Regions from separate parts of the Homo sapiens genome. Here region 1 is linked to region 2. Evidence: chromatin loops called from intact Hi-C (ENCODE). Cell type or tissue: PC-3. All regions are shown on one strand. Links, peaks and the distances in the headings refer to the core of each region. The heading gives the core; the rest is flanking DNA.

Region 1 (2,819 bases), core at 288-2,787, 49 kb before region 2:
GAGAATCCCACACATTCATCAGTCGTTAGGGTTACAATGGCTGTTTCTTTAAGCTATAAGTACACAAGAAGTTCTTTACTTTATTCCTCTAGGGAAAAACAAAACAAAACAAAACAAAACAGCCAAGAATCATAGGCCAAAAAGCTACTGGGTCTCAATCAAATGAAACAGCATTAAAAAACCCAGCAGGAGTGGTGCTCAGCATCTTATTTACGCCACTGGATCAGAACAGTTAGGAGAGGGAGTTATTCTCACAAATCACTCTCTTGTTAAATTCTGTAGTGGGACTTCATTAAATCTCTTGGGTGATGGCATTTTACTTGCAGCCTGCTCACAAAGAGCTCAACTGGCAGTACTGATTCTTCAAAAGTTTCCATCACATCTTGTCTTTTTTGGTTTTCTTTTTACCATAACAAATCTCTTTCCCCATCAGCCCCCCTAGTCCTCAGTTGAAAATTTTTTAATCCTTATTTTAACTACAAAATAAACAAGAGGAAGAGGAGGAGGAGGATGAGGAGGAGAAGGAGAAGAAAGACACACAAACCTCCACAACAAATCCCTTAAGGGTAGCATTTTGAATAAGACTCTTGAGATTAGTATTAAGAGTATCCATACATACAAGCAGTGGTAAATATATATTACATTGAATATGTGTGTATATACATATATCTACCCAATATATATAAATTTAATATATATATTTACCACCATTTTACACACACACACATATATATATATAAAATCCTCCAACCCCTGAAGCACTGCTTACTGTAGCACTAGTGACTTTAGTGGGCATCTGTGGATTATTGCCATATGTCATTAAGAATCATTCCCTAAAGATCCAGTTTGCTATGTCTTGTCAGAGTCTGGCAAAAGCAGCACACACATATCAAGGTTCTTAAAATTGTCAAATAAAGCCTTGGGGGGGTCTCATAATATGTGTTTCATCAAAATGTTGATGAACTCACAGTTCTCAACCAAGATCTTGGATTATACTAAACCTAAGCTGACTCTGCAAAAAGGTCCCTTGACACTATTAGTTTTGGCTTTGACTCAAATAACCACGTTAATGGTCAGAAACAATGCACTATTATATTGCCAGATTTTCTCAAATCAGCAACTTAAGGAAGCTGTTCCAACAAATGATTTAAATGAAGTCTACATCAAAGAAAGGAAATTCAGAACTGAAGGACCCAGTTTTTTCTCTCATTACTTATTTTATGCCTAGCTATCATACGAGCTCCAAAAAATCCTATGGATCTCACACAAAGATCTCATACGCTGACAGAAAGTTAAACATAGTGAACTCTATTTATGGAAACCACAGATTTACAAAGTAGGCCTTCTTTCCTCCAGAGGTGTTTTTGAATGCAAGTTTTTAAAAGTTTATCCCCTACTGGCAATAAAGTCTACAGTAAGCTATATTGTTTCACTTTTACCTAAATTTTAATTTTACAATATGAAATAATTATCTAATGGTTCATTAAACACACACATACACACACACACACACACAGACACACACACACGAGTCTGGACAACATAGTGAGACCTCATCTCTCCAAAAAAAAAAAAAAAAAAAAAGGAAAGAAAAGAAATTAGGCAGGCATGGTGGCATGCTTCTGTAGAGCTACTTGGGAGGCTGAAGGGAGAGGATTGCTTCAGCCCAGGTGGTCAATGCTGCAGTGAGCCATGATTGTGCCACTGCACGCTAACCTGGGTGACATAATGAGACCCTGTCTCAAAAAAACAGTCATACATTCACACAGTATGTTACATTAAGATTGGCATGTATCTTGATTATTTTCAAAGTTGCTAATTCACATGTTAGAAAATTATCAAATGCACATTTCTTTTTGTGGATTACGCCTGCTGATCCATTTTTTCCAGATTAAATTATATTGAAGTTATTTCTGAGTACAGTATATCTAAATTTGTTTATATTCAGTTAATTCAATTGTTCCACTATATGGACTACATGGAACAGGCAGTGATGGGATTCAATGTTATTCATTCTATCAGGAAATTTAGCAGCATTGAACATAGCAGGGAGGGATAGTAATTATGTTAAAGTAAAACAATAACCAAACTTCACATTAATCAGCTATAAAAAATGTCAAATCTCTATGGACAAAATAACAATTAACAGGGACCTGATGAATTTTTAATTTAGTTTTGGAAGAAGCTGAGAAAAACAATCATAGAAACAGTAACAACAACTGTATTTGCATAAGCACCCCATAATCCACACCCACTTTCTTGGGAATTCAACTATTTTATTCATTAGTTTATTTTCCTATTAGCTGACGGATATTTGTATTACATGTACACTCATTTTTCAACAGATGAGAACTCTGAATCTCAGAGAAGTTAGGCAATTTGCCTAGGATTCAACAACTGGTGTGTATCAGGATGAGCACTTAATTCACTCACACAGAAAATGTTACAAGAACATCAAGGTTTCTGTGATGGTGAATTTTATGTGTCCATTTGAGTGGGTTAGGGGATGTCCAGACAATGGGCAACATGTATTTCTGGGAGTGTCTGTGACGGTGTTTCTGGAAGAGATTAGCATTTGATACTGTTAACTGAGTAAAGAAGACATGCCTTCACCAATGTGGGCTGGCGTCATCCAATCCGTTGAGGGTCCAGGTAGAAAAAAGGCAAATGTGCTGTCTCTTCTGGAGCTGGGACACACATCTTTTCCTGCTCCCCCAATGTTAGAATTTTGCTCTTAGACTGAATTAAACCACCTGTTTTGCTGGTTCTTCACCTTGTAGATGGCAGATGGTGGGAATTCTTGACCCCCCCATACCAAT
Region 2 (2,819 bases), core at 201-2,700:
GTCTTCTATAACTATTTTCAGTCTTACTTTTTAGCTGACAGCACTGCCCAGAAGAACGAAGTGCTGTTCTTTGTACAAATGTGTGAAAAATTTCTTAATATTTATTAAATAATTTCAAACTTTAAAAAATATTCCAACAAAAGGATAAATGTACAGAAAGATAAACCATTGAAGAGGAAAACTAAAATAATAACAAGTAAAATAATATTCCATCAAATATTATCCATCTTACAACACCATCTTCTAAAGCTAAGGAATTTGTTTCTAAAAAAGATGCATGTGAACATCAATTCTGTATAAAGTTTCCTAAAGGTACTCATTTAATTTTTAAAATTTGACACTGAATATATCTAGGAATATTCTACAATAAGTATGTCTTCTACTTGTATTTTTCTTATATCATGCAACTTTGTTTTTAAACCTTAAATTATGCTTTGCTTAGGACCCTGGAAGAAAATATGCTGGTAGAAGCACTTTTGAAGATTGGACAAAACTCTTATGTCCTAACCTAGGAAAGGAGTACTTTTATTCAAAAATTGTACATTCTGAAAATCTGATATAGCGGATGGATGGCAAATATCACTCAACATTATATGATAACAACGTAACATGAATGAACACAAGGCATTGCAGATAAAATGAGAAGAATTACCAGAATAAAAACAATTACTAGCAAATTGTTTATTTACATACTGTATGATGGAGAAGCAAGCTAACTTAAATACAGTTGTATGTTTCTGCAATCTGCTGGGCTGTAGAAACGGGGCCATGTTGTCTCTGGTCTTTTAATTGTTAGAATTACATCCAGATTGGGTTCAAGCTTAAACCACATTCACATTTTGCAGAAATATGAACATCATAATGACACTTCCTGTACTGCCGTGCAAAATACTCCCTAGTGCTTATTCCAACAGCACTAAGTCTTCAGGACAAAGAGAAGGTAAGTTTGGCATAGTAGGTTTCAGTTAAAATTTGTAATGTGTTCTAGAGAAAAGTGTACATCAGTAAGGATCAATTTTTTTTTAATTTGACTTTAAGTTCTGGGATACAAGTGGAGAGTGTGTAGGTTTCTTACATAGGTATACATGTGCCATGGTGGTTGGCTGCACCTATCGACCTGACATCTAGGTTTTAAGCTCCACACGCGTTAGCTATTTGTCCTAATGCTCTCCTTCCCCTTGCCCTTCTCTGCCCCTCAACTGGACCTGATGTGTGTTGTTCCCCAACCTGTGTCCATGTGTTCTCATTAGAATCAACATTTAAATAGTTAATATTCAGTGGACTTGAAAGTCTGGTAGATCATTTTAAAATGTATCACCAAAGTAAGTCAAATGGCTAAAATCATATGTTCTAACTTAAAGTCAGTAACTTACTGTATGTTTGCATTTTATACACTTTAAAATAACCTATAAATGATAGATTTATTTTAAAAGTTCACTTTTTACAGGACATCATTTTATACAGTAATATTTGTAGATGTGTTTATTTATGAATCAGAAACAGAAGTCTAGAATGTCAGAATCACAACACAGATTCTTTCACTATTCTGTGATTTTAACAGGTACGTTCACAATGACTCAGTTATTTCCATAAAAAACAGAGAGTTTTACACTCTATCTTGATAGGGTTATTATGAAAGCTAATTATTTAATGTTTATACAGGACTTGCCATTTATATGGTGCATTACATCTGCAAAGAAGTATTGCTATTAGTCACTATGTAAGGAATTGCCAAATTTCTCAGCTGCCAGTACAAATGGAAAGGAGGACAAAGAATGCCATTGATGAGGGTTTTAAAGTGCCAGAGCAAAAGTCACACTCAGGAGTAGCCTGGCAGGGTTAAAAAAACACAGACAAAATGAGGATATCTGAGCTACGGGACCCTGATTAGGGCAAGACAAGCATGCATTCTTTCTTTTGTAAAATCCAACTTTTTATGTAGCCTTGCAGCAAGAGTCCTCAATCAAAGAAATATGCTTCTGTATTTATTGCCTGGCTCTTTGTATCTGAAGGTCAGCTCCATGAGAACAGGGAATTTGTGATTATCCCCTAGTATTTCCAGTGCCCAGGACAACATCCAAGACACAGGAGGTATCCAGTAAATGTTTACTACACTTTCCAATATGCTAAGTAGTAGATTTTAAATGGTGGCTTGCATTGGCGGGAGTTCTATAGTTGTAGTGCTTGGGGTATAGGGAGGTAGACACACATATTCAAATAAACACATACATATACAACTATAATTGTGATACATGTCATGAAGGAAGGTATAGGAGGCTGTGTGAGAGAATAATGAGAAACATAATTTAAATTGGAGGTGAGGGAATAGTAAGGAAGTAACAGTTAAGGTGAAGCCTGAGTAATGAGTAAAACTTATCCTCGGGAAGTGCATTGCAGGCACAGGAAATACTTCAGGTGAGGAAAAATCCTGGTACACTGGAAAAGCCTTGGATGCCGTGTAGTGGTACCGGTGGAGAGCAAAACAAGACAACCTTGGTAGGGACGACAGGGACCAGATTTGCTATGCACAGCAGCCATGAGCAAGGGTAAGCTTTTATTTTAATTCCAATGAGAAGCCACTGGAGTCTTAAGCAACATAGTGTTATAATGAAATTCTCATACTTCAGTGTTCATTCTAGCTGCTCTGTGAATGAAATGGAGAGGGAAGTAATAATGGACGTGGAGGCCAGGTGTGGTGGCTCAGCGCATAATCCCAGCATTTTGGAGGCAGATGCTGGAGGATGGCCTGAGCCCAGGAGTTGGAGACCAGCCTGCGAAACATAGTGAGACACTGTCTCTACAAAAAACAAAATGTACAA

What was found. A loop is a pair of places that touch in the nucleus more often than their neighbours do. Peaks named below come from ENCODE experiments on the same cell type or tissue, not always from the same donor. Only the 100,000 strongest peaks of a DNase experiment are listed, where the experiment ranks them.
Region 1: it touches region 2 in a loop (4-fold over the local background); 1 of 110 quality-filtered maps calls a loop at or near these places.

The regions. Positions count from the first base shown.
Region 1 is chr3:78,703,099-78,705,917 of GRCh38, forward strand. The region is part of intron 8 of ROBO1 (roundabout guidance receptor 1); the gene reads right to left. Among named protein-coding and RNA genes, the nearest start is that of LINC02077, 660 kb to the left of the region's middle. In PC-3, for the core only: no CTCF peak of the experiment used is centred there; no DNase peak of the experiment used is centred there.
Region 2 is chr3:78,752,504-78,755,322 of GRCh38, forward strand. The region is part of intron 4 of ROBO1 (roundabout guidance receptor 1); the gene reads right to left. Among named protein-coding and RNA genes, the nearest start is that of LINC02077, 700 kb to the left of the region's middle. In PC-3, for the core only: no CTCF peak of the experiment used is centred there; a DNase peak (open chromatin) is centred at 1,758; H3K27ac peaks cover 1,113 bases.